Regions from separate parts of the Mus musculus genome. Here all the other regions are linked to region 1. The links are chromatin loops, found by intact Hi-C in ENCODE. Cell type or tissue: gastrocnemius. All regions are shown on one strand. Links, peaks and the distances in the headings refer to the core of each region. The heading gives the core; the rest is flanking DNA.

Region 1 (6,465 bases), core at 648-5,647:
CCATAGTGCTTGCTTCCAGGGATTCTGGATTCAGGGTGACATGGGACATAATAGCACCAAGAACCTGTGCCATAGTCTACTTATCTCGTGGTGGAAAGAAACAGAGGCAAAGAGATGGGAGGCCAGCTAGGTAAAGACGACCTGATCCATGACAATGAAGTCCCACCTTCTAAAGATTTCCCTACCACTACCTAAGGACAACACCTTCTGTGTATGAGCTGTGGAGGACATCTCCAGTTGAAACTATAACCCTGTGCCACCATACAAGCCATTTGTTTGTTTGTTTAAAAACAAAAAGAGTTTCTATTTTTCTGACTCGTTTCATCAGAGAACTGACTTTTGAGGAGACTCGCAATTCACGTACTTGGCTATGTGCCACGTGACTGGACTATCGAGATAAAATGAGGCAATAACGCATTTTGGAAGCCCACCTATGGGTGGGTGTAAACAAGCATATGGGAAATGTTTTCAGTAGCATAAGTGGAACAAAATGAACTGTATGAGAGGTAGGTTTGGAGTGTCAGTGAGACAGTCAAAGAGCTATACAGTTGTGAGAAAATATTCTTCAACCAACCAGGTTTCAGTCTTATAAAAAAGCCATGACACAAGATGTTGTGTTTCCGGGTGTGTGAGACATGGAGAAGCATCTCTGCCATGAAGCTGCGCAGACAAGGCTTATGGAGTAAATTCGCTCTTTCAATTCCTTTGAGTAGACAGAGGCACTTAGTGAGGATGTAATACTCAAAATTCATAATTAAATTTGCAATCTCATCAACATTGAGGGAGTGGGCATCATGGGCACTTGAAGATGGGGGTGTTAACACAATCAGGCGATGTAGTGGCTATTCCTGGTTGTCAACGTGACTATATCTGGAATGAACTACAATCCAGAATTGGAAGGCTCACCTGGGACCCTAATCTGGAGGCTGGGAGATAGAAGTTTCTGACCTGGATCTTGGTATGGAGATCTTGAGGCATAGTGGCTATGGATTCCAGAAGATTAAGACAGGGAGTTCAAGATCATCTAGGATTAAGGTGTGGTGGCACACACCTTTAATCTGGGCTACACCTTCTCCTGGAGACCAATGTCCTTATTATATAAGGACATTGGAAGAAGGGAGTCTCTCTCCCTCTTTTACCTGCTTGCCATGTGGGACTGAGCAACTGCTAGATCCTTGGACTTCCATTCACAGCTACTACTGGCCATTGTTGGGAGTTGGACTGCAGACTGTAAGTCATCAATAAACTCCTTTACTATATAGAGACTATCCATAAGTTCTGTGACTCTAGAGAACCCTGACTAATACCGGTGACAAGTTTACCATTGTTCATATGCATCTTTCTTAGCATCCTCAATACCAATATGTGACAAACATTTTTTCTTATGGGCTTCTTTTCCCCCAGTGTTGGATCATTTCCAACACTGTGTTTGTTTGTTTGTTTGTTGTTTGACATCTAAAAAAATTGAAGGGGAAAAGGAGTATTGTTTCTTTGACTAGGTGCTGAGTAGGTATCTTAAAAGTCTATCAATAAAGATCAATATAAAGAATAAATATGATCATAATGATAAGTAATAATGATTAATTTTCAAAGACAAAGGAGGTTTCCAATAAGGAGTCTATATAATCTTTTGAAGTGCCACTTTAGGTTGCTTTGTCTATTGCAACTCAAACTAATAGTCTATCATTTATATTATTATTATTATTATTAATTATTATTATCATCATTATTATTATAGTAATTTATTGGTTCTTAATATGGAATATGTGAAAATGCTAGAAGTTGTTGCTGATATTCTCATGACTGCTGTATGAGTTTGAACACATATGGACAGTGGGCATCTATCTGCATGTCTTTCTGTCTCTTCAGGTAAGAGTGAAGGAAAGACTTATGCTCCTAGTGAGACAGTCACTCTCTGTATCACATGGCCATACACAATCAGCTCGTCTCATCCAGAGTCTGACTAATATTGGAGCTAATATTATAGATGGTTGCCGTGGATGGAATCAGTAAGAGTGTAATTGTCATTTCCTTGGAAAAATTTAATCCACAGATGGATCCCAACAATCAACTGCCACAATATTCAAAACTAATCTCTGTCTCTCTGTCTCTGTCTCTCTGTCTCTCTCTGTCTCTGTCTCTGTCTCTGTCTGTCTCTCTCTCTCTCTCTCTCTCTCTCTCTCTCTCTCTGTGTGTGTGTGTTTGTAATAAATAAATCCTAAATCAGCTAACAAAGGTAGACTGACTAGAGAAATCTGTTTCCCTCACTGCTCCAGTAAGTGCATATTTTTACCCAAACCCTGATGCTTTGGCAGAGTAGAGATTTCCAAATAGGGAAGAAAGTGAAAAGCCATTTATTAATTAAAATGTTACGTTCTTTTTCTTTTTTTAAATGCAGGGAAGCTAGGCAAGTCTATCTATCAAATGCTGAAAATGTTTTAGTCAAAATTAAAATCCTTCATGTTTGTTTAACTAACAATGAAGGGAAATCTTCTATTCAGACTGGAAAGCTGCTGTAAAAATCTAATTTTCCTGAACTTTTTCCTTCAAGATACCTGCCTTGTGGCCTGTCACAAGGAGAGGGCTAAGAGTAAAGTCTGTGGTAAACAGAAAGACTAGAGTTATTACTTTATCTACCTCTACAGCAAAACTTACACAACCAAACAAAACCATAGGATATTGTGTTCATTTCTTTAATGATCTTCCCGCTCTATGAAGCTGTCTTGGCCTGGTGCTTATTCATTTTACTAAGAGTGAACTATTTAAGTAAAACAACTGTAAACTAGAAAATACTTCCTTTCTCTGGGTAGCTGGGCTATTTCTAACAGAGATCCTAACCTGTGGGGGCAGGGGTGGGGGTGTTCCTATAGTTTGGAAAACTCTTCACCATCTACTTAGGCAGTGAGTCACAACACAGAAGAAAGAAAGGAAGAAAAAAAAATCAATGAGCTGTTAACTCCTTTTCTATGCCTTGGTCAAGGAAGAGTTAACGTTTTCCGTCTCTGGATTCATTTCGCTTCAGGCTACAACCTGGGTTCTAATATAGTCATCTTTGCAGATTTAACCCAAGCTATTTATAAATAATATATGACTTAATATATGATAAAGAAGACTTTCCTTGTGGGAAAAAATATCCCATTATACAAGGGCTTAAATGGCAACCCTCAGTATTGGGGCTTGATGGGGATTCAGCCTCAGCAAATGAAATGCCATTTGGATATCAAAAGAGTCCCAGGGCTTTCATGATCCATTCTGCACCCTCTTAAGTGTATTGCTCATGCTAGGAAAAGAGGCAGGCTTCTTAAGGTAAAATGAAAATCTATGCACATTTCACCAGCACCTCCTAGGGGCCAAGTGCGGATGTGGGACTAGGAGGTGGGTATCCACTCAGCAGCTCAGAACGGCTCCTTTCAACACTCGTACACATAAAAGTGTGCCCTGCTCCTACCACCTAGAACGCGAAATATTTTGTAGAGGTTGTTTGGTGACTCAAGGCAGTCTTTACGGGCTTAAGTTAAAGGTAGGCAGATGCTTTGGGGTGCTTGAAGCATATTCATTAAACCGGACTGCAAAACTCCGTGGAAGATAAAAGACTCCTAAACGCATCATGTCATTTTAAAAGCAAAGCTTCGCTACGATACCAATGTACTCAGAGATAACATGCACCTGCTTTACACACTCAGTGGAGAATTCATTTATAAATTGTCAGGATGCAGGTGCTAACCGAGGCTGGTTTTTGAAGGTCTGCAGTACTCTTGCCTGGTTGCTGGGAAGGAGGACGGGGAGGCGCTGGAGCGAGGGCAGAGCTGAGAGTCTGTAGGAGTTGCTGTTCCAGAGAATTCATTACTCTCTAATTGTTCTGGTTTTACATGAGCAGAGCTTGCCGGGCGGTGGTGGAGAGAAAGATCGAGGGCGAGGGCGGACAAGGCGAAAGGAACCAGCGGCTCCCTCCCTTCCCCCACACATCCCAGAGAAGTCTAGGCGCATTTTTTTTCTTTTTTTTTTTTTTGTAAGTAATTCACCATCATTTGCGAGGAGAAACGGCCCAGTCAGACAAGCAATCGCTAGCACATCTAAATTTTGCAGGGTATTGAGTGCGGGTCCCGGGACCCTTTCCAGGTTTAATTTAAGGATTATCCGCAAGCTGCAGTTGAGTGCTCTGTGGGTTTCCACAGTCTACAGGCTGGAAAAGGGCTGGAGGGAGACGCACCCCAGTGGTTATTTATTCCCTCCCTGCTGTAGACGTCTTTCCCAGGCACTGACACCTCTCGGGCCCTTATACAGGAACACGTACAGCCGGCCTCCACTGTGGAAAGAAACCGGGAAGTGTGGGTCTCACAGAACCCAGTAGGAAGCTTTGCCCAAGGCCAGGCTGCAATTAGGCAGCCGCATGGAGGCTGAGCTTCCCACCTGTTGCTGTACCCTCTGGGCCGCGACTTCCTCCTCCTCAGCCCAGAGCTGGACTCTCAGACCAGGCTAGGCAGCTGGAGGAGGTAGAGGAAGCCACAGCAGGTTCCGAGGCTGGCAGAGCCAGGGTCCGCGGGTGTAGAGATCCTCCTCCTCCTCCTCCTGATGGCGGTTCCCGGGGCGGGGGAAGCGCAGCCACGTGCGCTCCGATTGGCCAACAGTGGGCAGAGGGCGGAGCCAACAAGGCCGGTTATCACAAGGACCGCCTCCAGGCTATCGCAGAGCGCACTGGAGCCCTGGCCAGCGCGCAGCCTTCCCAGCACCGGCAAGCAGTGTCTTGGGAATTCTCACTTGCTTCGGCTCATTCTCTTTCACAAAAACCACTGGATCTTACATGCTTCTGTAATCCCCACTTCCACTCCATGTCCCCATGATCCTGTACCAGCAACAGGTAAGGGCTTCTGTGTTTTCTTCCTGTTCTCTTCTGGGTTGTCTGTGTGTGTCCAGGGCAATGAACTTGCTCCACAGTCCTCTACCCTACAGCTCCGGCTGCTCCGGAGGTGCCCAGTTGTCAGGCTGCTGTTAATGCTTTCCTCCCGCAAGCTTTGGAGTCCCGGCTCATTGCCTATATAGTTTGTGTGCGCACCAGAACATCCTCAGAGCTAAAAATACTGAGACACGCTTGGAAGAGTTGAGCAATAGAAACAGATTTCTCTGCAGCATCTGTTTGTGCTCATAACTTCCAATGCACCAGCTGTAGGGAGATATTGGGTTTAGAGTCAAGCGCGAGCCTGGCGTGGATTCTTCCTCTTATTGCGGGTGAGAGGGAGGAAGAGAAGGAGACTGGGGCTTGATCGGACCAAGAGACTTAGCACTTAATCTAGATCCTTGGTGTTTGGGGAGGGGGAGTCCTTGCTACAGATACAGCACAAAATTCCAGAGTGAGCTTCTCAAGTCTCAAAGTTCCTTTGCTGAGAAAAAAAGGAAAAAAGTAGCAGCCAGAGTTGGATTTTAGCTTCAAGACCGCAAAACTTTCCCATCCGATGTCGGTCTCCCCTAAGTACTTTGCTATTCTTAGTAATAATGGTGTAAATTCCTCATTTGAAGACAGTGTGGTTTAAGGGAAGCAATGATCGAAGCAACTTGATTCAGGGAGGAAAACGACTGCATCATAACTAGTACTCCTATGACAGTTGAGGGAAAAACCAAGTTAGGAAATGGGTAGTCGCACGTCCGTCTGCTTCAGTCTGTCAGTGGAGATTTGGATGAGGTTATCCATTCTAGAGATTTTCACAAACTCCGAAGATACCTGGCAGTAAATAAAGGCATTGCTTGAAAACCTGTTTTGGTTAAGCACAGAAGAGAATTAATATATCTCCTTTAATCATTTGTTGTCTTTTCCTATTAATAATTAATAGGCAGTCGTATTTCCTCTTGGAAACCAGCTCTGTAGGTGCACTGTGAGCTACCATTACACTTGTCTTTCTCTTCTTACCCACATCTAAGGGTTTTATTTTTATTTTCATTACATAGTTGAGTACACACACACACACACACACACACACTCACTTCCCAACGCTCAGGAGAAAAATAGGTTACTTCAAGTATGGTGGGAACAGTGACAGTCAGGGTCAAGGTCATCTCAATTTGTTTTGTGCCTCTCACTTCATATTGTGGTATTTATTTTGTTACATGATTGACAGCTGTAAAGGATCTTGTTTTGCATTTTTGTGAAATTACTTAAACAAACAAACAAGCAAACACAAACAAAGCAGTCAGCCCCTTTCAGACACTCCTTGTAGAAACTCTCTGGCCAGCTGTCTTTCTTTGAATTCTGAGTAGTTTAGAAGCTTGTCCCTCACCCATCTTTACCTGAAGGGTGGTACCATTTCAAAACGTTTAAAAAGATATAAATTCTTGTTTGCTAAACACAAGTTGTCCTTGACATGTACACATGCCTAGAGTTTGCCACAAACATTGCTGTGTCTCAATGTTAGAGGCAACACTCACACAGATATAAATGGGTGTCTCACCCCCCCACCCCCCGCCCCCTGCACT
Region 2 (6,465 bases), core at 635-5,634, 170 kb after region 1:
TGGAGGAGCTAGAGAAAGTATCCAAGGAGCTAAAGGGATCTGCAACCTTATAGGTGGAACAACATTATGAACTAACCAGTACCCCGGAGCTCTTGACTCTAGCTGCATATGTATCAAAAGATGGCCTAGTCGGCCATCACTGGAAAGAGATGCCCATTGGACAGGCAAACTTTATATGCCCCAGTACAGGGGAACGCCAGGGCCAAAAAATGGGAATGGGTGGGTAGGGGAGTGGGGGGGGGGTGTGGGGGACTTTTGGGATAATATTGGAAATGTAATTGAGGAAAATACGTAATTAAAAAAAACAGAACTCTCTCAAAGAGGCATCCATGACTTTTATTTATTTTCCCAATGCAGCATAGGCCAAGCAAACAAATAAGTGTTCTTGGAAGAGATTGCTGACATGAGGACATTTGCAGTGCTTGGGTATAAGCATTTAACATCTGCATGCCTGCTGCTCTTCAAACCTTCTAGTCCTTCAGTAATGAAGTGTCTTGACATATTGAATGCCCTTTGTGGTAAAGATGATTATATTTCAGATTTTTAAAGTCTGCTTAAGTGGACTCTATCTAGCACAATTGAACAAGATTTTCCCACTAAGCCACTTCTCCCAAGGAATTAAAATTTAGGGGCCCATTCATCTCAAAGGAAACTATGTGTAGCCTACTCCCTCTTGCCTCACAGTATTTTCAAAGGCGCTCAGCAGGAGAATTAGTAGCCAACAGCCTGTGCATGTTCTTATACAAGTGTCCAATATTCTAGAAGTTAATAGTGGAGATGACTTACTTGGAGAAGTCTTTGTTTCATGTAATCACTGGTTATGAATCTTGTGTTATGATCCCTATAATTTTTTAAAGATATTTCTAACAGATGTGTTTTATTTCATAAAATAAAAACCGAAAGTGAAAGACATCAACAAGTATTACCCCACGAATTTTCTTTATGTGCTTTCTTATCTCTTGGTTAGCTAAACTACAAAAAAACAATGATATGAAAATAATCATAACACAAAGAAAGCAGAAAAAAAAAGAAAACTCAATACAATAAGTATTCAGCTCTATTATTTATGTCATAAAACACCATAAAATCCAAGGCTTAAATCAATTCAACCTATCTTACTGTTTAGAAGTTTGGTGAAAGGAATGGAATTTTGAACTATAATTGGAGTATATACAAAGGCTATTTTTTCTAAACTGTCAGAAAGGGGGAGGATCTGTTGTCTATGTCCCTCCTTAGTCCAGCTTATGGATCTAGCTACATTCCTCAACTTGCCACCTTTTCTTTACCTTCAATGATTCTCAGCCAAACTCTCTTAGCCCATTTACAGTGTCTGTTTTTAGTCTTCCTTATGTGGACTCCTTTACCTTCAGTGATTCTCAGCCAACCTCTCTTATCCCATTTATAGTCTCTGTTTTTGCCTTTCTTATGTGGACTCTTGGAGTGATGTTGGGTTCATTCTAGTCCAAGGTAATTTCAACTTTCAAAATCCTCTATTTGATTGCACCTGCAGAGTCCCCTTTCCTATGCTGTGTGGTGCACTCAAAGATTCCTTGGATCAAATATATCTTTGGGGATTATGTTTTAATCTTACCCATTATAAGTTGGTTTTGATCCTTTTATACTTTATAAAATTTTGACTAGTATTTAATCCTTGTATAAATTAAAAAATATATATCAAGAATACTTTGTGAAGCTCCTATTCAAACTCGGTGTCTAAGAAGTTTTCACTTTTATCCCAAAGTTCATTACTTGTCTATTTAATATATGAGCATTTTGTCATTGTGTACGGATTACTGCATGTGCATGTTTGGTGCCTTAAGAAGAAGAAGAGGAAGTCATATTCCCTGGGACTTGAGTTACAGATGGTTGTGAACTACCATGTGGGAGCTGGAAATCAAACCCACATCTCCTTCAAGAACAACAAGTGTTCTAAACTTCTGAGACATCTTTTGAGCACCAAAGTTTAAAATCTAAAATGTTAATGAAATGAAATGTGTAATATAAAATATTTGAAGATGCGCAGTGTATGTCTTTGACCCTAATAAAAGTAAATTATAGCACAGCACTGGTATCTGTAACACTAAAAGAAACCACAGAAAACTAGAGAAGAAGATATTTCTGGGTACAGATGGTTCCTGGAAGAGAATAGACATTTCCAGCTAATGGGTAGTTTGATCTGTAAGGAGCAGCAGTAGTAACATTGTGCCAGATGACTAAATCAGACTTGCCACTGACCTTGGCACTAAACTCATGGCCTTTTCACCATTGCCAACTGCTGTATTTTCTTTCAACCTAGGAGATAGTGATATCAATATAAAACCCAGGAGAATCTCTTCTACACATCCTAGTATACAATTCTTAAAAATAACTAAGGGGTTTTACACTTGTGTGTGTGTGTGTGTGTGTGTGTGTGTGTGTGTGTGTGTGTGTGTGACGCTAAATGGCTTCGAAACATCAAAACATCCTTTAAGTGAATAGCAAATTCTTTCTTGAATCACCTTTTGTATTCATTCCATGTATACCAAAGAATGGGGAATACAGGAAATATCTATGTTATGTAGGAATATGTACTTTATGGATATGGAACTCAGAGGGTGACATCTGTGGCATGGGTCAAGTAGAAGTGTGGTTAAAGGCATGCGAGTGTCTTCTAACATCCTGTTCATACCTAGTTAGTGTTAAAGAAGGCTTCATAACAAGGTGTGGCATGGTTGAGCATTACAATTATCTCTTTAAATGGGCTATGGGAACCCAGAGAACAAGATAGGTAGAGTCAGGGTGACATTATACAATCTTACTTTGATTGTCTAAGAATTAGGAAATGTTTTTCTAATGCAATTGTGCATCAGGAGGCACTGGAAATAGGAAATCTCTTTGACCAGATCTTGTACTTATGAAGACCGTTTTATTGAGGAATGCAGGTAATAAACCTCAGAGCAGCTCTTGCACCTTCATTTGGAAACTTGGGATGTTATTTTCAAAATAGCAAACAGGTATTCTCTATTTCATGTTTCTAGAACATGTGTAACAGAAGAGAACTGTTTTTAATGGTGTTTTTAAAATGTATTTTTATACTGGGCAGTGGTGGCGCACGCCTTTAATCCCAGCACTTGGGAGGCAGAGGCAGGCGGATTTCTGAGTTCAAGGCCAGCCTGGTCTACAGAGTGAGTTCCAGGACAGCCAGGGATACACAGAGAAACCCTGTCTTGAAAAACAAACAAACAAACAAACAAAAAGTATTTTTATCTATCCGTTGAGAATTTCATATTCCTATAAAACTGACTACGATGATGATCCTACTCATTCCAGCTCAGACTTAGCCATACCGTTCACCATGATCCTCTTACAACATGGCAATGGGTGTGTGGTCATCTAATAGAGCTTGGAGCTACACAAGACTATCAACAACATGTGTGTATGAAATGGGCTGAATAGGTTACATCTCTGTGTGCTTCTGAATAAAAGGAGTTCATCTGTTGCTAAAAGAGTAATATTGAGATTTACTACATTAGTCACGATTCCCTAATGGAACAGAATTGATAGAATGAATATGTAAAGGAGATTTATTACTGTGACTTACAGATTGTGGTCCAGAGAGTCCAACAATGGATGTCTCCCAATGGAAAGCCCAAGAATGTAGTAGTTGTTCAGTCCACGAGGCTGGATGTATCAGCTGGTCCTCAGTACACATTGGAATCATGAGGAAGTAGCCTTTAGTGGAGGAATAAGCTTGTCAAGAAGAGGGAAGATAAGCAGGCGAACAGCTAAAGGCTTTTCTCTTATTACTGCATATTGGCTGCCCCCAGAGAGTGAAAACCAGATTTAGGGTGGGACTTCCTACTACAAATGATCCAATTAAGAAAAATTTCTCAAAGTTGTAATCAGTTGCTTGGGTTTAAATTAATCCCATTTGTAGTCAAGTTAACAACCAGGAAAAGCCACCCCAGTCACTCTTAGTGTCATTCTGTTTCCATATCTATTGGGGACTAGGTATAAGCATGTTTCAAGTATAATTTATGTGCAATGTGATTTTAGCTAGCTTTTATGGAAAAACAATTTTTCTTAGTAGCTAAATATGTTATACCCTGTGCTTTGAAATAAATTACTTTAATCCATTGAGAAATATTTTATTATTTCTTGAGACTATAATACAATTATAGTTTCCTCTTTCCCTTCCATATATATATATATAGTAGATAGATAATATAGATATAGCTATGAATAGATATAATCTATGTATAGGAACAGTGACACTTTTTCTTACCTTTTGTTGTTTTAAAAGTAAGGCATTTCAAAGAGAAATATTTCACATGAACTGGACAGGCACAAAAATAGTAGCATAATCAACAATCATACAAAATAAATAAGAATTGATATAGTCAAGTCTCTGAAAAATATCTGGAAGTGTGATGGAACAATATACATGTGTTCAAGTTCTCAGAGAATATTTATTTCAAATTGCTTCCCAGCATGAAAAGGGCAGTGAAGCTGCTTTCAGCTACGAATGTCATCATGAAATTCAAGGCTGATCAAGTCACTTCTGCTTGCTTCTCTCAGGCCAGTTTCAAATGCCCTTACAAGGCAGCACAGCCAGTATTAGGCTGTGCCCTCAATGATCATAATGCTTTTGAAAATATCTCTGTGTAATTGCCAAAGATACACTAACAAAGACTCTGGCATAAAATTAAGTTTCTTTATGTAGGTGGATAGTGACTGTAGGTAGTCAAAAATCTAGGGACAGCTCCAGGCCATGTCATATGAAGTTCCTGAGTCTGTTTGGATACTGATTTCAATAAGAATGTCAGTCGTGTCCATTTAAATGTGTCAAGTGAGTTTAAAAGCAAGTGAGTTGTTTGTAATAATGGCCGCCCACTTGACTTGTACCCTAAAATTTGGATGATATGGTGTTTATCATTCTAGTTTAATACCTTCAGTTTTCATTTGGTCCATCTCATGGACATTAGAGTATAGCCCAGTCTACTTTGGTACAGGATTTAGGGAATAGCATGCTTCTAACTCTGTAAGTTGAGAATGGAAAAATTCTCTTCTTTCTTATGTTTCTCATGTGTGTGTGTAAGTGCACAGGCTTGTTCATCTGTGCTTCCAGGTGTGTTTTCTGTGTGCAGTGTGTCCCTGCACTATCATGACTATGTGTAAGGTTGATATTGGATGTCTTTGTTGAACAGTCGTTATTTATCAAGGCTGGATCTATCACTGAATACAAAGTTCACTAATTCCAGAGAGTTCATCTTGGCAGCTGGCTCCAGGGATCTCATGTCACTGCCTACTATGTACTGAGATTACAGACCATTTGCCATGACTGATCAGATTTTACGTGGACTCTGAACTCTGTCTTTTATCCTTGGGTGGTGGTAACTACTTTATCCACTAAGCCAACATTCTAAGACTTTTTTTTTTCCTACATGATGCCCAAATAGCCATGGCGAGGGCAACCATGCATATTCTTATCCAGATGTATTTTCCTTACTAGATGAAGATGGGTGAATATTAGTTTTCTGATAGGTCTGTAAAAAATATTTTAAAATTAAATGATCACATACTTTATCAGGCTAAAATTAAGTCTGTGAACTAATTGATGAAATATCTCAGACTCTGGCATGAGATAAGGTGTGCAGAAATCTTTTGAACTCCTTTTAAAAAATACTTATAAAATTGAAGACAAACTCTCGCCTGGCTGTTCCTCTGATTCATGTGTCTCTCCCGAGTCATTGCTCTGCCCATGCAATAAACGACTGTCATTTAAAATTTTTATGAGTCCATCAATTAGATGTGAGAACAAAGAAGCAAAGATTAAAATGCAAATCTAACAGCTCTAGGTGTGTGCTGGTTCATATCACAGCAAGAATACGAGGTCAGCTGCCATGGTAGCAGAAAACCATTTGAGACATATGACCTGCTTTTTGAGGAGAGTGTGCCAAGTGGAGTTCTGGAGCAACAAACCATGTTTCTCTCGCTCCTTTTCTAGGAAGTTCATTAACTGGGAAAAGATTTACAAAGAAGTGAAGGGGAAGGGAGAAAGACAATCGAATGCTTAGCTCTCTCTCTCTCTCTCTTCTCATGACTTTTGTGTAAACTTCAAACAACTGGCCAGTTCCAGATACTTTTCTGTCTGGAGAAAAAGCTTAATATTTTTATACATGCCAGGTAGGTATTGTTTCATGGATGGTAAATATATCCAGATTCAGGGATCAATAATTATTTTAACATAGTGATGATGAAGTTTTTATATATTTATTATTATTATTATTATTATTATTATTATTATTATTATTATTATTATTATTACATCACACTTAAGAGGTCAGAACACAGCCCAGGGAAGACACTATATATTGCTGATTGCTTGGCCCTTTCAGAGCTTCACAGTCTTTAGTCATACAAGAGAGGTTGCAGCTATGTAACAAGTCAGGCAGAGAACACAGTCCTTTATTAGGTCACCTTCAG
Region 3 (6,465 bases), core at 731-5,730, 380 kb after region 1:
TGTATGCAACAGGTACTTGTTGGAGAATGGAAGTCTCTGTCCCTGCACAGGACATTCACTGCTACCTGGTCCAATGCAGGAGCAGAGCTCTGTGTCCATTGCTTCACATCTGTGCTTCTGGTCCTGTCATTTTCTCCATTTGAACTTCCTGCCCCTTCTTAGTAACCAAATCATTTTCTCTGCATCCAAATAAAGTCTACAGTTTGGCAGAATGTGTTCTGGGCAAAGAAATCAGATCGGAGACAATGAGAGAGGTGAGAGAGAGAGAGAGACAGAGAGAGAGAGAGAAAGAGAGAGAGAAAGAGAGAGAGAATGGAAACAGGCTAGAGAGAGCTAGGTAAGTTTAGGACCTCAAAAGGCATTTGGCCATGAGAGTGAGAGTTTTTATTAGTCATTTTAATAGCACCCACCTCCTCCTATACTTATGTCTAGCTTCCTTAAATATAACTCTTATGGGGAGCGGCTTTATGTTAATTGGCTTCCTCCATATGTTAATCTTGACCACCCTCCTCTCTTACCTCTCCTCTGTCACATTATCACAAATAGGGCACACGTCCTGGTCATTGTGCCCCTTAAGTAGTGTCGTGTGTGTGTGTGTGTGTGTGTGTGTGTGTGTGTGTGTATTTGTAGTTTATCCCTTTTCACTGTGCTTTCTGTGTTATTTACTTTCGGTATTTTAAGCAAAAGGAATTATATTTCAAGGATCATTACCACCTGGTAAATATCCTCTATCTGAAGTTAGCAGCACATGCTAACTCAAACATTAAAGGGCAATGATACAAACACTAAGTTTAACTTTCCTACTCAACATTGTGTAACACTGAAGAGAAATTAGCTCATTCATAGACCAAATATCAGATCTCACAATTCTAGGGAACATGGGCTTCCACCACTAGCACCTCCTCTTTCTTAAAGACAAAGAATAGTTTCCTCCTAGTTGGATACAGGGCTGTAATTAGTCCTAGCTAACTGAAAGTAAGCAAAATTGCTCTGTCCAGTTCTTGAAACATATCCAACAGAAGGAAACAGTTTTGTCATCCAATGTACAATCTAAGCATGGAGCATAAGCAAACATTCTGGGATTTAAAAGAGCCTAAATCTTGTGGATGGTTACCATCCACCTACAGACAAGGATGTAAAGGATGCATGTTAAAGAAGAAGAAACAATGAAAATTAACTTTTATTTTCCTTTTTGAAAAAATGACTGGTGTGAGGCACTGTGTCAGGGTAGTACTTGGCGTGTAAGAATGGGGAGCTGAGTTTGAATATCCAGCTCCATGTGAAAAGCCAGGAGAAACAACAAGTGTTGTATGTAACCTCACTGATGGGCAGGCAGAGCCAGGACAACCTCAGGGGCTCACTGGACAGCCAAGCTGGTCAAGTTCAGCAAGAGGTCTTGCCTCATAACATAATGTGAAGAGTGACAGAGACATCTGACCTTGACCTCTAGCTTTTACATGAATGCGTGCCACCATGTACATGTGTGCCCCTCCCCACACACAAATAAATAACAATAACACACAAATAAATAAACAATCCCCAGGGGTTTAAATTTGTATGGCTTATCTTTGAATGTTATTCTGAAGTCTCCATCTGAAACTGGACTGTCCAAATGACTCATTTGCCTTTGATCTTTCTGGATTACAGTAATGTCTCTTGCAAAATCTCTGTAGGTCCAGGTGCTATATATGATAAGGTGAAACTTCACAGTCCTCTGGGCTCTAAAATCTTCTGTCTGAAGACATCTGTGGAGTTGACATTTTCCCCCCTCAGGAGTTAAATGGAAACCAGACAAAAATCAAGTCACTCGAATATAGCCACTGTATACTGTAAAGTGTGTCTGTGTGTCTGTGCGCATGTCTGTCTGTCTGTCTGTGTGTTTGCTCGTATGTCTGTGTCTGTCTATGTGTTCTTGGACAAAGGCAGCTATCTATTTACCTACTCGCTGTTGGTTTTTGTTGTTTATTCACACTGGATGAGAAATTTTAACAACTGAAGAGTTGATGTTTCCCTTAGAAACCAAAGTGATAGTGTATGTGATAGACTTGGAAGGAAGATGTTCAGGAGAACTTTTAAGGCATTTGTAAGCCTTTCAATGAAGGTGCTAGGAACTGAACTCAGGTCCCTTGCAAGATCAGCAAATGTTTTAAAAGCACTGAGCCACTTCTCTAGCCCCCAGAAACCGGAGGATTAAAGATGTTGAGCAATTTTCCTTGGTTATGCAACTCCGAACTAAATGGTGAAACCAAACTCAGACCCAAACACGTTCTCCTTCCTCTCTCAAGTGCTAAAAATACTTACTCCAATTCTGATATCTCCAGAGGATGAAAATGCAGCCTGGACATTACCTAAACAGACGTGTCATTGGAAAGCTTACCCTAACAATGGGATCCTGGCTTCCTGGAACACTTCAGTTGTTAAAATGCCCCTTTGAAGGAAGAAATTTTTCTCTTTAGTTTTATGCCAAAGGTAGAAGAAAAGCCTGCCTTGCCTAGGGCGGTGAAATCACTTCCTTGATAATTTCTACCTCTGAACCCTTCTCCTCCAAAGACTTATATCTTATTCTTCTTTGTCAAGGACAAGGTACAACTTAATGCCTTTCCATGGTTGAATGTGTTAGGTCACTAGAATTAGGTGTGTGGGTGGGGTAGGATGGTACTGAGCATATTGAGAAGTCTCTGTGATGTCTAGTGATGTGGCTATGTAGGGTATGTCTAGCTATGAATCAGGCTGTCCAATGAAAGATAACTAAAGGAAAATATTGAGTATAGTTCCTTCAGAGTCCTCTCTGTGTACCTAAAGCATAGATAATCTGTGAATATAGATGGGGTATCCAGGTGATTTCAGAATGAAAGAAGGTGTTGTTAATAAAGATAAGGTGTGGAAGTCTGGCCCATGCAAAGCAAAAGAATATGCTTGCGTATGTAGGTATGTAACATCTCTCCACTTAGATGTCGCATCTAAAGCAGTATGGCCAGGGGAGACCTTATTGAATATTTTGTACTTTGGGAATTAGTTTGCTGAAATTGATTGCTTAGATTTTATACATAAATCTGCCTTAAACACGTTTAACATGCTGTGTTTAGCATGGAAGCTGATGCAGACAGGCTGTGTGCTCAGCCTTGGGTTTTCCATCCAGTGGGACTATTTACCATCATTGATTGGGTTACTGGCTGAAACAGGCCTTTAAGTCCTTTGAAATGTGATCTCTTTCGCCCTCTGGTGGTTATTACATTAAAAAGTTAAGCAACGCACTGGATGGAGAAATCACAGCATAACAAATACTCAAATACTGGGGTCCCAGTTGGTGTAACCTTTAATTAAAAGCTACAGCCTTTGAATAAGAAATAAAAGCATTTTGTCCGTTTGCAGACTTCTGGGAAGTCAACTGTCTGCAAGTTTTCTCCACCAGGGCCAGGAAGTTGCCCACGCTGCTTTTGTAAACATAATATTCAGAGATCCCAGACATTCTGGCTTGACTGAAGAGGACTGCGCAGTGTTACATTCTCTCTCAGTATTTTGCTTGAAAAGCTTGCTGTGACTTGAAGGGGAATTTTGGAGAGAATGTCTGAACCATGCAAAGACTGCAAAGGGGTGGTTATACAGTAGTGCACTGAATGATACCTGGCCAGGCCCTAACCGACTTGTCTGCTTTGCATTTTGTTGTGTCTGGGAGACAGAAAAGGAGACTAGCCATTATCATGCGAAGCTATCATTAAATTATGTCAAGTGCCAGTTGGTGAATGACACCCACCTGCAAAGAAGAATGCAGGAACAAAGAGACACTTCATTGAAGGTCTTAGCTAGGTTTTAGGTTGCACACGGTTAACCTCTGATTCAACTGTGCATGAAAACAACACATGTTTCCTATGGTACTATCTTAGCTTTCTTTCTATTGCTGTGATTAGACGTTGAGTGAAAGCAACTGTGGGGCCTGGGGATTAACTTGATCTTACAGTTTACAGCCCATCACAGAGGAAAGCATTGGGAAGAAGTCAAGGCAAGAACCTAGAGGTAGGAACTGAGGCAGAGAGCATGGAGGCGTGCTTTTTACTGACATGCTCCCCATGGATTCATCTGCTTTTCTTATACCACCCAGGACTACCTGCCCAGAAGTGACATCACCCACAGTGAGCTGGGTCCTCCCATACCAATTACTGATTAAGAAAATACCCTACAGATTCGCCTACAGCCAATCTGATGGAGGTATTGTTGCAATTGAAGTTCCTATACTTAGTTAGCTCCATCATATATCATGTTAACAAATATCTGATTAAGACGTTTGACTTCTCGTTAACTTGGCAGACTGGTATATTGCTATTAAACTATAAACTTGCTTTTTTTGTAGTTTATCACCATGATCACATATTAATATCAACAGCACAATATAAAACAGTAGTTTTAAAAGTCTCACACTCTTTAAAAGTTCATTCAGACTATGTAATATACATATATATTTAAATATATTTATAAAAATATATAAATACTTAAATATATTTAATACATCCAGTTTCTGGAAGGCCCCAAAGTCACCTAACTATTTATTTTATTTAACCCATAAAATAAAACTTAGATTATATATTTTGTATTTCAAAAAGGAAAAAAAAAAAAACAGGCCACATATGAAACCAAGCTTCAACAGTGTGGACCAAACCCTGAAGCTCAACATCCGACATTTACTATTCACTCTGAATCTTCTGGGCTCCAACAGGCTTTGGCAGCACCCCTCTCAAGCCCGGCAATTCATGGCACACATAGCTCATTGGATAGGCCTGGGCTATCTCTACATCATAGCTGCTGCTATCCTTCACAGTCATTCCATAGACTTGGCATTTTCAATATGCTGGAGTATTCACAAATTTTACCTATACCAATAATCTTCTGGCTACTCTTTAGGAACACCAAAATTGGCACATTTTGCCAAGCTTCAACTTCTCTCCATGACCCCTTCAATCCTAGGGTTTCCACTGCATCGGAGGCTTCTCCTTCACCAATGGACTCTCATGACGCCAAGCCTCAGCTTCTCTCCATAACCCCTTCAGTATCTCAAAACCAGTGTCACGTTGGAAACTCGTGTGTGTGTGTGTGTGTGTGTGTGTGTGTGTGTGTGTGTGTGTGTGTGTGTGTTGTGTGCATGCGCATGTGGTATTTTATTTACTTTTTTATCAACTATTTGGAAATTTTACATAATGCACACCAATAACATTCACTTCCCAGTCCTCTCAGCTCCACTATCTTACCTTTGTACCCTCCCTGAAAGTGAAGAAGGAAGAGGAGGAGGAGGAGGAGGAGGAGGAGGAGGAAGAGGAGGAAGAGGAGGAGGAGAAATGAACACATTGACTAATTTGTGTTGTCCATATATACACTGGAGCATGGTTTGCCCCTGAATGTGCTGCCAGTGCAGCTGCACAATTGCCCTGGCTTTGAGCAATAGAGTGATGTCCAAGATGGAAGATGGTTCATTTCCTGGACTGGGCCTATGCAAAAGCCCTCCATGGTCTGTGCTACTCCTGGAGACCATGCTGGTATCCATGATCCATGCTACAGGCTGCGGTGATGCCCAAGGTCCATGTTGGGTGTTCATGGTCTGTGCTATCCCTGGGGAGACTCTTACACATTACTGAGTAGCCATATGGTACCCATACATGAAATTCTCAAAAATAAAATCAACAAAGAAAGAATCAAACGAAAACAATCACCATGAAGTATCTTCAATTCCTCATATTCCAATATGTATTTTCCTGGGCACTCATATTTCTGTATCACAAAGGAAGAATAAATGAAGGAAAGGGGGCAAAAAATGGATGAAAGGTGCAAACTTGGGAGAGGTTAGAGAAATGACAAGAAAGAGGAGGGAAGGAGAAACACTTAGAGATACACTGGGTTTAGTTGAAGATAGATATATTTGGTATTCTTTTTCACATTTAACTCAACATAGGCCCTGACAGATACTCAAGTTAGAATAAATAATTTCTAATTGAACTCTTTGCTTGTAGTACAGGGAATAAATTTCTCAAAGAAATAATACAAAAGACTCACCAGGCTTGTATATAATTGTTAGCACTTTAAGCATCAAATTTTGATTGAAAAGTTTCAGACCCTTGCCAAGTCTGATTTCATTTTCCTAAGTAATCAAAAATTATCTTCTCCTTTCCCCATCTCATTTTATGTACAAGTACATAAAATTATTAATAAGTCCTTTCTATGTTATTCTCAATGACATGTTGTATGAAGAGGCAAATCATGTTAATTCCTTTGTTGTTTTGCTGAGTATCCATCTGTCCTGGTATCTATTTTTCAACATCAGTTGTATTATACATGAGCACTGATACACACACTCAAGCTAATTTATTATAACTACTGTGTTTACATCCACAGAATTTTGTCTGCATGCATGTGCATACCATTTGTATGCCTGCTCCCTGGTGAGTCAGGAACTGGGCATCAAATAGCCTGGAATTAGAG
Region 4 (6,465 bases), core at 648-5,647, 530 kb before region 1:
GATGATGAGCTGACTGAGTGGCTTTTAGGACTCCTTTGATGAATCCAGTGAGACATCTGCCAGAGATGAACATAAAAGAGAGACTTGCCAGACTCTAGAGCTCCCTAAAGCAACCCAGAAAGCAGCATAGATTAGGTCTGGGTCCAGCCAAACTCAAGGGCAAATAGTGACATCAGTTTGCAACTGAAAAGGAACACGGATCCCCTATGATGTAGGTAACTTTTGTGAGAATAAAGGTGGTGGCTGGTAATGTTAAGGAAACAGTGTTTTCTGGCACCATGAGCTCCAGACACTTGCAGCAGTACGCATAAGGTCTTGGCAACCTCCAGCAGAGATCAGAGAAGGTGGTCAGGCACCCCTCTCCCACTACCAAGGAGCTGTCAGCATTTGATAGCTACTGGAAGATGCTTCCTTCCATGTTGTGAGCCTGGCTGGCTCACTACACACTACAGCAGGCCCCAAACTAGCTGGGTAACAAAACCTGTACTTGGTGGAGAAAGAAGAAAAAAAAATAGTAATCTCAAAGTTGGCATGGCAAGAAATGGGAGGATCCAGAGAAGAGGGAATGAGGGTGGGGTATGCTCGAAAGAAATGGTATGAATTTCTCAAAGAATTAATAAAAATATTTGCAAAAACAGACAAAATGAGCCTGTGAATGTTATTTTTTGGCTTATCTGTGCTTGAACACAAAATACCCATGATTCTTTGCACACCATTATGGGATAATGTCAGCTGAGATATAGCTTGGTAATGCTAACACAAGATGGATAATTATTTCAAAACAGTGAAAGCAGATGAAATAAGCGGAGAGGGCATCGGCATGGACACCACAAAGCAGCAGGTCCTGCTTCGGAGCCATGGAGGATGGGCAAAACTCTGTCTCCTGGAGCTACGAGCAGCGTGATCTCAGACACATGCAGCATTAGTCAGGGTTCTCTTGGGCAACAGAACTCAGCATGAGTCTGTACCAAAAGGGATTTGCTAGATTGGGTTATGATACCATCGGGCATCAGGATAATAATACTAGCTATTTAGAGGGCTTGTGAGTATCAGATTATATGTCCATAAGTATAAATACTCCATACCGCGATGTGTTTATCTAAATATTGTCTTTTGGTCACCTGAATGCTTTTTCCAGCAGATATAATTAGATAAAAATGCACATAAAGAAAGTACAGTTAACAGCTTCAGAGATGAAGGCATTTCATTTCAGACCATCCAGCCCATTGTATCACAGCAACGCTTGCCTTTTGGTTGGCTGACTGTGTACGAGTGTACAATTGAACCTTATCTTAGAGCCACAGTGTTTCTAGTTTTCAGTTGGGTATTAGATCACAAATTTTCTCTCTCTCACTTATGTGAATGGCAAAGCCAACATTTCCCTTCTGTGTACACCATTTTAAGAGTTGAAGATGTGGCCACTGCAAAACATCAAACTTACTGCGCATGTGCAAATATTTTCATTTGGTGTGTTGGGATTGGAGTATGCTACACAAGGAGAATAAAGAGCAGATGACATAACTTTTAACCAGGCTAGGCTGCAGAAACCAGGACGATCTTTCAGTACGCTTTAAGTGTATTGTAGTGCCCCAGGAGGACAGAAGAAGGTATTGACCCTCAGGAACCGGGAACTAGAGTTATCGGTGGTTGTGATCCACTCGGTGTAGGTAATGGGATCCAGCTGTGGCTCATCTGCAAGAGCAATAGCATCCCTAACAGCTGAGCCATCTCTCTAGCACTCAAGATAATTTTAAACGAAAAATCCTTCTAATTTGTCAAATACTAGAGAAACTAAGCCACGAGGACTTGAGATTTAAAAAGCCATATTCCTGTTGTTCTTCTGAGTATATGTCTGTCTTAGTTAGGGTTTTACCACTGTGAACAGACACATGACCAAAGCAAGTCTTATAAAAAACAACATTTAATTAGGGCTGGATTACAGGTTCAGAGGTCCAGTCCATTATCATCAAGGTGGGAGCATGGCAGTAACCAGGCAGGCATGGCGCAGGCAGAGCTGAGAGTTCTACATCTTCATCCAAAGGCTGCTAGTGGAAGACTGACTTCCAGGCAACTAGGGTGAGGATTTTAAGCCCACACCCACAGTGACATACCTACTCCAATCAGGTCGCACCTATTCCAACAAGGCCACACCTCCAAATGGTGTCACTCCCTGGTCCAAGACTATACAAACCATGACATTGTCCAAATGAAACAGAGGTTGTTTGGTGCCTTCAACTCTACTCCCTATTTGTCTCTGGGGTCGTGGATACATTTTCTATTCCTTCTGAGTCTCGGCTTATTTCAACTTGAACAAGTAGAACACCGAACTGTGCTGGGGAGGTGAAATGCGGATAGTAAAGATAAGAGGGAAGCTAGGAGCTAGGACAAAAGTTGGATGTGGTGGGAAGTGCTATTATGTATGTAATCTCAGAACTGGAGTCAAAGGCAGCAGGTCCTTGAGGCTTCTTGGCTTGTTAGTCTTAGCCTACTTGGCAGGCCATGGACAAATGAGAGTTGCCCCATCACCAAGTACAGCAAAGATAGCTGGCTCTCTAGAAATGACCCTAAGGTTAACTTCTAAACTTCACTTGCACCTGCCTAGACATATACAAGAACCTGCACAATCTCTCCCTCTCCCTCTCCCTCTCCCTCTCCCTCTCCCTCTCCCTCTCCCTCTCCCTCTCCCTCTCCCTCTCCCTCTCCCTCTCCCTCTCCCTCTCCCTCTCCCTCCCCCTCCCCCTCTCCTCCTCTCTCCCCCCCCACACTTGTGTGCACGTGCACATAGAATTGAATACTGTCTAGCATATAGAGGTGGTTCTCATGTTACTCATTGCTGCCGATATAAAGCCACGCATACAGTGTTCATGTTATTCTTGCTCCATAACATTTTGATGTATTAAGAAAATATCATTTCTCTTCAAAAGGAAATATCAGGAATGATATTGCTATTAATGCCATTAGACATTAGAACAACTTAAGAATGACTCATATAATCCTCTTACATGTAACGAGGCATGCACCTCTGCTGACACCCTTGGGTTGGGTGGAGAGACCTCACAGCTCCATGACCCAGGTTTACGCAGCTAAAAAAAAAGGGGTGGGGGGAGTCAGACAGAAGGGGCTTATTCTCTTTTGTATTTACATTGCAACCCTGCCTGTATTCTTCTCTGACTTCTTGACCTGGAAAATATCTTTTTTAAAAATAACATTTATGTATTTATTTTATGTATATATGACTACACTGTAGCTGTCTTCAGACACACCAGAAGAGAGCACTGAATCCCATTACAGATGGCTGTGAGCCATCATGTGGTTGCTGGGATTTGAACTCAGGACCTCTGGAAGAGCAGTCAGTGCTCTTAACTGCTGAGCCATCTCTCCAGCTCCAGAAACTGATGTTTTAAGTGGATCACTGAGTTCTGGTACTTTGGGTGATTGCAGTGTATATCATCCTGCAGATTCTTGGATGGTCTGGTCTGTACTCACCACTAAAACTGTACTGGCACGGGGTTCTGAGTGTCACGTGATGAACAGGTGCATTCTAGGGAGCACGGGGAAGATCCCCTGGAGTTCAGGTCTGGGCAGGCTTTGGAGTGGCATCTTGTTTCACTCAATTAGGGTCAGAAAGAATAGAGGCTTGGTCTTGACCAGAGCTCAGCAAAGGGAGTCTGAATAGGACGTGGACGGTGGACCAATGAGAGATAATCGTGGACGGTGGACGAATGAGAGATAATCGTGGACGGTGGACCAATGAGAGATAATCGTGGACGGTGGACCAATGAGAGAGCAGGGGGGAGGAGCAGGCAGTTCCAGTGACCTGTCTGTACCTGTGCATACTTGGTATTATTTGTGGTAAAAAAAAATGTTGGTGTCTTAGTTACTGTTTTATTACTGTGGAGAAACACTATAACCATGCAATTTAGGAAAGAAAGCTTTTAACTGGGGGCTTGCTTACAGAGGGTGTGTCCATGATCATTGTGTTAGGAAGCTTGACTGCAGGCATGTAGACATGAGCTATGCAGGCATGGCACTGATCCACATGCGGGAGGGAGGGAGGGAGGGAGGGAGGGAGGGAGGGAGGGAGGGAGGGAGGGAGGGAGGAAGCTTGTGCGCACTCGCGCACGCACGCGAGATCGCTCTACACGTGTAGAGACACAGAGAGAAAGGGATTGGTTTTGTTGCTGAGCTGGGCAGACAGAATCAGACAATGACCACATGGAAAGTGAAGACCAAGAAGCTTGGGAAGAAAAGATCCCTGGTCATATGTTTGTCACCTTCAGGAACCTGTGAAGAAATGCGATGGGGGCAATGGTAGCTTTGTCCTTTGGGACTTAAGGTTGGTACAAGGGAACTCCCCACCATTCCAGTAGCAGATGAAAGAATCAGGCCCAGTGACTACAGGAGAGGGCTTTATTCTTTAAGGACTATGTCAAATACCGACCCACCATCATTCAGAAATGCAAGCATATCTTATAGCAGAATAAAATATGGTAGTTCCCCCTTACCTGTGTAGTCTCTTTGGTGGCTCCAGTTGCTCACCATCCATGATGGCCTAAAAACATTACACAGAAGCTTGCAGAAGAGAAAAGAAATAAACTTAAGCCCCCTCTCCCCCAAGCTATTCTTCAAAGTAGCATTATAAATCTCCAGTTTTCCATCCCATTGGATCCACAAGTTGGAAGTTTATTCAGTGTGCGTCTGTGGTGTGTATTCACTTGGAGTCATTTAATAGTTGCCTGAGTTATCAGCTCAGCTCAGTGCCTGCACCTTTCGAAGTAGCCTGATGTCACGTGGGCATTATAAGCCGTCCACCTGACTCTACCTCCTCGGATAGACCTCAGCACAAGAAAAGAGTTACTGTAGAATTGTATTATATTTTAAGAGAATGTGACCACATTCATTTAATTTTTATTACAGTATATTGCTGTAATGTAATGCTTTTAGTGTTAGTTAATGATAACTAGTTAATTCTTTGTAAATTTAATTTATAACATAAGCCTACTATCGGTATATGGGTGCAGGAAGAAACATTATATATAGGGTTTGATCTATCCCACCATAGTTACCGGCATTCACTGGAGTTTCCCCCACATATAAATGTGTGTGGGAACATCTGCACCGGTTCAGTTCTTTTAACATGTTTCAGTGACTGTCATAATGTATCTAAATTGTCCAGCATCTGACTGGAAGTCTGGAGAGTGAGGCAGTGGTGGTTGGAGGTGGGGCTCAGTCTGCTAAGGACACAGTCTTGTCCTGGGGAATTAGGGGAGACAGTTTTGCAGTCTCAGATGGTCTGGCAGTTAGTTAACAAACATCTCTCATGGTCAGAGGAAGTTAGTGGAAATGTAAAGTTAATATCTTTTGCATGTGTGTAGCCGGCTCATTCAGAGTTAAACGATGCCAAATGTTCATAGGAGTGTGTGTGTGTGTGTGTATGGGGGGGGGAGGGAGGAGTTGGAAGGCAGGGAGCGGTGGGAAACTGTGGATGGGCAAAGCTCCACACACACTCTCCATTTACTCTATAGCAATCCATAAAAGGAGGTTGGGCATTCTCCTATGGAAAGTTCAGAAGCAGATGGAAATATTTTATGATATATAATACTGTAACATGAATTTCCACTTTCTTCACAGGGGCAAACATAACGGGCTCTGCATTAACTTTCCTATGTCAGCAAAAATTCCACGGCGAAATGGCGGTTTATGTGACCTTTTCTCGAGGCTCCAGAAACAACTGCCTGATTTCCTGTGCTTCGGCTCTTCTCGTTATATTTCCAAGGTCCAGGTCTGTTGCACATAGATGGTTGATAATCTCTCCCTTTGCTAGCAATTCAGCCCCTTTGGCAAAGCGTCCCCCCACACCCCCAGCCACTCAGCGGATCATGTTTTGATGAAAGAAATGACTGAATTCATAGGAGATGGATAGCTGCCTCTAGATCTTGTTTTTCACACAGCTCCTTCCACGTCAGATTGTAAAATTGTCATTCGTAAGCTGTCCTTATATTGAAATCTCTTACTGCGAGCGTAGCGCATCCGTAGGCAGCGTTGCCAGCAATTATAAATACAGTGGAATAGTTGTATGCACCATTTTCCCCGACCTATGAATAAGGAGGACTGTCTTCACGTCAAACAACAATGAATATTCAAATTCATTATCCAAAGAATCACTTTGCTGGTCCTCAGCTTTCCGCAGGCCCTCTTGCAGGTCCTCAGCTTTGTGCATGCCCTTTTACAGCAGCTTTGCGCATGCTCTGTTACGTGGCAATCACTGAGCTATATGCGTCAACGGCGTTGGTGCCCCTATGCCCATTCCCTCAGGGTTCTGGCTGGTGTTGAGTACACAGCTACGCGGATCATTCAGACCAGGGGGGCTACCACTGTCTTTTGACTCATCTCTGGCTTCAAAGGGGCTATGGCCTCACAAAGTTAAGTGAAAATTGTGTAGTTTGTATGAATGGCTGTTTTCTT
Region 5 (6,465 bases), core at 854-5,853, 700 kb before region 1:
TGCTGGGGATTGAACTCAGGTCCTTCCGTTTACAAGGCAAGCATTTTTTTTTTTTTACCCACCTGCTGATTTGGTTTCTCAGTCCTTACCAAAACACTTCATGTGCTGTAGTAGTGAACTTTCATGAGAACATGCTGTGGAGATGGCCTCTTTGGTAGTTTGGAGGGCATCATCCTGAGTGAGGTAACACATTCACAAAGGAACTCACACAATATGTACTCACTGATAAGTGGATATTAGCCCAAAACCTAGGATACCCAAGATATAAGATACAATTTGCTAAACACATGAAACTCAAGAAAAATGAAGACTGAAGTGTGGACACTATGCCCCTCCTTAGAATTGGGAACAAAACACCCATGGAAGGAGTTACAGAGACAAAGTTTGGAGCTGTGACGAAAGGATGGACCATCTAGAGACTGCCATATCCAGGGCACCCCATAATCAGCTTCCAAACGCTGACACCATTGCATACACTAGCAAGATTTTATCGAAAGGACCCAGATGTAGCTGTCTCTTGTGAGTCTATGCCGGGGCCTAGCAAACACAGATGTGGATGCTCACAGTCAGCTATTGGATGGATCACAGGGCTCCCAATGGAGGAGCTAGAGAAAGTACCCAAGGAGCTAAAGGGATCTGCAACCCTATAGGTGGAACAACATTATGAACTAACCAGTACCCCAGAGCTCTTGACTCTAGCTGCATATGTATCAAAAGATGGCCTAGTCGGCCATCACTGGAAAGAGAGGCCCATTGGACACGCAAACTGTATATGCCCCAGTACAGGGGAACGCCAGGGCCAAAAAAATGGGAATGGGTGGGTAGGGAAGTGGGGGGAAGGGTATGGGTGACTTTTGGGATAGCATTGGAAATGTAATTGAGGAAAATATGTAATAAAAAATATTTTAAAAAAACATTGATCAGCACTGTGATCTCAGGAACGAATTAGTAATGTCTGTGTGTAGTTAGGATGGCAATACAGTTTTGTAATGTATTTATTTCTGTTCATGCTAACTTCATTATTTCGCTTATTTGCATGGTCTCAGCCATGCCCTCAATAAAGAGGGTTGACAAATCTGTAACTGTTAATACCCTCAAACATCTTCCAAAGGCAATACGTCCCCGTGTTTGCTTCCTACTTCCTTTCTGGTGTTTTGTTTGTTGGTTTGTTTATTTTGTGGAGCTGGAGATTAGCTCTAGAGTCTTTCATATGCCAGGCAAACAATCTTTCCCCGGGAACCTCCAGAAGCTGCCTAATTGTTTTAAGGTTTCAAAGTCATTATGTCCCATACATAAATTATCGCCTTCCCGGAAACTGCCTACCCTCCGATGACAGGATGTCTTTTCAGAGTATTACTCTGCAAACTAGTGATTATATTACCAATAATCTGAAGCCATAATAGAGGCTGTGCTGGCTAGGCTTATGCCAACTTGCCATACAAGCTAGAGTCATCTAAAGAAGGGAACCTCAGTTGAGAAAAAGACTGCCATAAGATGCAGCTGGAAGGATTTTTCTTAATTAGTGATTGATAGGGGAAGGGCCCAGCCCATTGTGGTGCGGTTCCCTGGGCTGGTAGTTCTTGGCTCTATAAAAAAGTAGGCTGCAGTGATGAGCAAGCCAGGAAGCAGGATCTCTCCATGGCCTCTGCATCAGCTCCTGCCTCTAGGTTCTTGCCCTGTTTTAATTCCTTCAATGATGCAGAGCAATATCGAAGCATAAGCCAAATAAATCATTTTTCTCCCCAACTTGATTTTTGGTCATAGTGTTTTGTCACAACACTAGAAGCCCTGACTAAGACAGAGGGAGGGCTGAAGAGATTTCTCAGTGGTTAAGAGCACAGACTGTTTGCCAGAAGACCTGAGTTTTCTTTCCCGAGCTTAAGTTGGATGGATCACCACTCCAACTTCAGAGGGTCTTATGCCCTCTTCTGATGTGTGCACTCACCCTACCACCACCACCCATGTATATACATAATTACAATTAAAAACACATCTTGCCGGACGTGGTGGCGCACGCCTTCAATCCCAGCACTTGGGAGGCAGAGGCAGGTCGATTTCTGAGTTCGAGGCCAGCCTGATCTACAGAGTGAGTTCTAGGTCAGCCAGGCTACACAGAGAAACCCTGTCTCGGAAAAAAAAAAAAAACACATCTTAAAAACCAAGCCAAACAAACAAAACCAACATAATACAGGCTAGAAAGATGGCTCCACAGTTAAGAGTACTGGTTACTCTTAACCAAGATTCCCAGAACTCACTTGGTGGCTCACAACTGTCTGTAACTCCTGGCCCAGGAGATCCAATGCTCTCTTTTGGCCTCTGAGGGCACCAGGCACAGATCTTATACAGGCAGGCAAAACACTCATACACATAATATAAAATTAAAGGGAAAATTAAATTAAAACATAACAGAAGGGCTAACTCAACCTACTTTTTAAAACACACACATATATTACACACTTTAGATTACAGTACAGCATTTTAGCTTAATGCATTATACATATGACATAGAAATATATGTACATATATGATACTCCATTAAATGAATGCTAGCTTATCCTAATACGTGCATACATTAATTCCCTATGACAAATACAAAACCTTTAGAGAAATCTACCGATTGACTTCTTTTTCATTCCCACAAATAACAAGACAGCCACATAGCTATATCTGAAAACATTTGTTTTGTGTAAATACATGCCCACATTTCCTCTATAAATATATAACATTCCCTGCTAACTCAATTCTGTCACTTTTTGTGTGCTAGACTATAATTTCATATCATGTCTATATAAGAAAACAGATTATAAAAAAGAAACAAAATAAGAGAAAAGGGAAAACAGTTTACAACATCAGATATTTGTTTCAACAATAAAAACTATTTACTTATCTTTATGTTTTACCTGCCTGTTTATGTGCAGCACATATATATGTGTGTAATGCCCATGGAGGCCAGAAGAGGGTGCCAGAGCCTCTGAAACTGGGGTTCAAGGTAGTTGTGAACCTCCTTGTGGATATTGAAAACCAAACCCAGCTTTAAAAGCCAAACCCATTAGCACAATATAACTGCTTTCAACTGCTAAGCCATATCTCCAGCCATATATTTTGAAATAATTTTTATAAAAATGATATTTTGCCGGGCAGTGGTGGCGCACGCCTTTAATCCCACCACTTGAGAGACAGAGGCAGGCGGATTTCTGAGTTTGAGGCCAGCCTGCTCTACAGAGTGAGTTCCAGGACAGCCAGGGCTATACAGAGAAACCCTGTCTCTAAAAACCAAAAAAAGAAAAAAAGAAAAAAAGAAAAAAAGAAAAAGAAAAAGAAAAAGAGAAGAGAAGAGAAGAGAAGAGAAGAGAAGAGAAGGAAAGGAAAGGAAAGGAAAGGAAAGAAAAGAAAAGAAAAGAAAAGAAAAGGAAAGGAAAGGAAAGGAAAGGAAAGGAAAGAAAAGAAAAGAAAAGAAAAGAAAAGAAAAGAAAAGAAAAGAAAAGAAAAGAAAAGAAAAGGAAGAGGTCTCAGCCGCCACACCAGGGCTATCCTGGGACATCCTTAGAGCAGCGCTTTGCCACCTTCCAGTCAGAATAAGAGATTATGTCAAGATGCCCTGCATCAAGACACCTGCCCTGCCACGTGTGGCACACCCCTGCTACACATGACAATGAGTGTGCACAGAGTCATCTCCGCTCTTCCAGGAGGAGTCGGCAAGGAGGACACTGCCCAGTATTTCTTCAGCAGAAGGAAGACCCCCCCAAGTGAGAAGCCTGGCCCCCTTCTTTCTGATAAAAGCCTTACCATCATCCATCCCATGGACTGAATCTAGAAGCAACCCAGACCTATGGAGGATCCCCACTCCCACCCCCACCCCGTAAGGGAAACAAATGATATAAACTATGCTATCGATCATCCGTGGTCAGTCTCAGAAACTAGGACACCTACAACAGCCAGCTTCATTCCGATCTGAATGATGGGACCTGTCAGTGCTGCATGCCCAAGTTCAAGTCGAGAAAGTCCTACGGACCATAGGTATGGACCCTCTGCCAGCTAAGCTGTCCTATGACAAGTCACATGGCCGAGGGCGGCTACTGAGTTGGAGAATGGGTAAAAGTCTCCGGGTGTGTTGAACACACGGAATGGGAGGGATATTGTCCCCACTAAATAAGATTTTGCTCTTCTCCCACCCTCTCACCGCCCCCCACCCAAAGATAGCTTGTCTTGAAATGACTGCCTGGTCTGGGTGGTTTAACGAAGCCCATCATTTAGCCACATTTGCTTACAATGGGCTCCGCTGGGGCCCTTAGTGCGAGACGTGGCAATGCTCAGGGGCCCGCCGCTAGTGAGCATCTTTAAAAGATATAACCTTCATAGCAGCTCTCAGAGTGGGGCCAACGTAGCCCCACAGAACATTCCATACTTCTTAGTTATTAAATCTAGAACCTAGTAAATGTGACTATTCTGTAGCTGAGCCAATATATCCCAGCGTATCGTGGCTTCAAACTGGGCTGTACCGTTTCCGCACTGTTATAACTAAGATAGAGTATGTAAGGTTTGCCAGAGGCATCTTGAATTCCTTCAGTTTAATTTGATTCATTCATTTATTCAACAAAATATTTGCTTACTACCTACTGCATACTTAGCCACACTGTACTAGATGCTAAAGAGGTAGCAGAAAGGCAGACACAATTCTAATGATACAGAGGGGGGAAAAAAACATTAAAAATGTAGGAGCTGGAAAAATAGCCCAGCAGACAAGTAGGGCATACTGTTCTTGCAGAGTAGCAGAGCTTGACCCCTAAGATCCACATCTGGAATTTTATAAGCATCTTTATGTAGCTCCAAGTCCAAAGGATCACACGCCCCCTTTTGGCCTCTCTGGGTACTGCATTCATGTATGCACACACCCACACGTCATCATCATCACCACCATCATCACCATCATTATAATTTTAAAAATCAGACTTTAAATAGGGGCTGGAGAGATGGCTCGATAGATAAAAGTATTTTCTGCTCTTGCAGTGAATCTGGACTTGGTTTCCAGCACCTGCACTGTATAATTCACAACTATCTGTAACTCTAGTTCCAGGAGATCTTGAAGCCTTCTTATGGCTTCGCTGACACCCACACACATACACTCACAAAATAAAATAAAATCTCAGAGCCCAAACCACGTTCCTGCCTTTAAAAAGCGAGGTAGATGCTTGGAATGTAAGCCAACCAGCTTATGGAATTTTGATATTAAAGATTAAGACTCTGTAATATAACCCAATGCCCACTTTGCCTTGGTTTACTGGGTGCCGTTTAAATGACAGATGACAGGCTATGGTTTGGCCCTAGCTAGCTGTCACTTCTTCAGATAACCAGGTGCGTGTGTTGTCTGTCAAGAAAAGCCCTCAAGAACTCAAGGACGGTTTAAAAGCAGCTTTTCAAGAATGGGCATGCGCAGAAGATACGATCCTCCCACATTTTCTTTCTCCCCAGTGCAAGATCTACCTGGAAAGACAATCACCGAATGTTGGAAAAGTCTGTGCCCTTGTTAGCACAAAGGATTATTTCAAGCCAAGCAAACATTATCCCAAAGCTAGGCACGCTCTGTTCCAAACGACGATTGCGACATCGTTTTCCCTGTTGATCAGGTGTGCCCTAGCCTTTGGGTCATTTTGGAGAGCCATCGCTCCCGGGCCTTTGGACTGAGATCAAGTGAAGAGTTAAGCGACCTTTCTCCAATACTCTAGTTGACTGACCATAATCAAAGAAGAACTGCCTTCCCCAAATCACATTGGGCATTTCTCAAATCGAACAAGGGGCATCAGTGGTATAAGTTTGAATGGAGCTACTTCAGCTGTTTGGCCCAGGGTCCTTTGCCTATTTTCTTTGTCATATTCAGAATATAAAACTGAATAAGCACCGCAGTAAGTCTCTAGGACTGCCCAACATCGTAAAATATTTACATGTTGCCGGGTGCCCTGTAGCAGCAGCTTAAGTGAGAAAAAAATAACTTTCCTCTTAACACAAATTTGTTACATAGGAGTCAGATGGGAACATGATGGCACTTTTTTTGTTTTGTTTTGTTTTGTTTTGTTTTTTGAGACAGGGTTTCACTATGTAGACCTATGGGGCTTGGAATTCACTATGTTAGCCAGGCTGGCTTTGATCTCAGGGAGACCTGCTTGCCTCTATTGCATGAGTGCTGGGATTAAAGGCTCGTGCCCCTGAGCCTCGCCCATGATTGAACTTTTAATTGAAGTTTTGTAGCACTCTGTTGGATTAAATGGCAAGCACACCCTTAGTTATACAAAACCAGCTTTCACATCTATAATTGAATTTCCTTGATAATGTATCTTTAAGGCAGAGGAATATTTTGACTTAATTTAAAAAGAGAATGTCAGTTGATGAGTGTATCTTCCCAGAAAATGTCTCCTTGCATATATATTAAATCAAATTATTAGCTCAGTACAAAGCTTACAGTTGGAAAAC

What was found. Hi-C counts contacts between places; a loop is a spot of excess contacts. Peaks named below come from ENCODE experiments on the same cell type or tissue, not always from the same donor. Only the 100,000 strongest peaks of a DNase experiment are listed, where the experiment ranks them.
Region 2: a loop joins it to region 1, with 3 times the contacts of the local background. A loop is called at or near these places in 2 of 42 quality-filtered maps.
Region 3: a loop joins it to region 1, with 4 times the contacts of the local background. A loop is called at or near these places in 18 of 42 quality-filtered maps.
Region 4: it touches region 1 in a loop (3.0-fold over the local background); 18 of 42 quality-filtered maps call a loop at or near these places.
Region 5: it touches region 1 in a loop (2.6-fold over the local background); 8 of 42 quality-filtered maps call a loop at or near these places.

The regions. Positions count from the first base shown.
Region 1 is chr11:111,061,477-111,067,941 of GRCm38, forward strand. Kcnj2 (potassium inwardly-rectifying channel, subfamily J, member 2) reads left to right here and starts at 4,688. Exons shown (of 2, transcript NM_008425.4): 1 at 4,688-4,858. In gastrocnemius, for the core only: CTCF peaks have their summits at 3,349 and 4,666; DNase peaks (open chromatin) are centred at 3,358, 3,842, 4,616 and 4,948; H3K4me3 peaks cover 2,553 bases; H3K27ac peaks cover 2,272 bases.
Region 2 is chr11:111,234,704-111,241,168 of GRCm38, forward strand. No RefSeq gene overlaps it. Among named protein-coding and RNA genes, the nearest start is that of Kcnj2, 170 kb to the left of the region's middle. In gastrocnemius, for the core only: no CTCF peak of the experiment used is centred there; no DNase peak of the experiment used is centred there; H3K27ac peaks cover 982 bases.
Region 3 is chr11:111,442,765-111,449,229 of GRCm38, forward strand. No RefSeq gene overlaps it. Among named protein-coding and RNA genes, the nearest start is that of Gm30158, 66 kb to the right of the region's middle. In gastrocnemius, for the core only: a CTCF peak has its summit at 3,216 (motif pointing left); no DNase peak of the experiment used is centred there.
Region 4 is chr11:110,529,605-110,536,069 of GRCm38, forward strand. Gm30009 (a long non-coding RNA gene) reads right to left here and starts at 3,784. Exons shown (of 2, transcript XR_389105.4): 1 at 3,487-3,784; 2 at 2,868-3,083. It overlaps Gm11682 (predicted gene 11682), which reads left to right and starts at 4,100. Exons shown (of 5, transcript NR_166811.1): 1 at 4,100-4,336; 2 at 5,632-5,782. In gastrocnemius, for the core only: no CTCF peak of the experiment used is centred there; no DNase peak of the experiment used is centred there.
Region 5 is chr11:110,362,251-110,368,715 of GRCm38, forward strand. No RefSeq gene overlaps it. Among named protein-coding and RNA genes, the nearest start is that of Gm39445, 28 kb to the left of the region's middle. In gastrocnemius, for the core only: CTCF peaks have their summits at 2,954 (motif pointing right) and 4,859; a DNase peak (open chromatin) is centred at 2,957.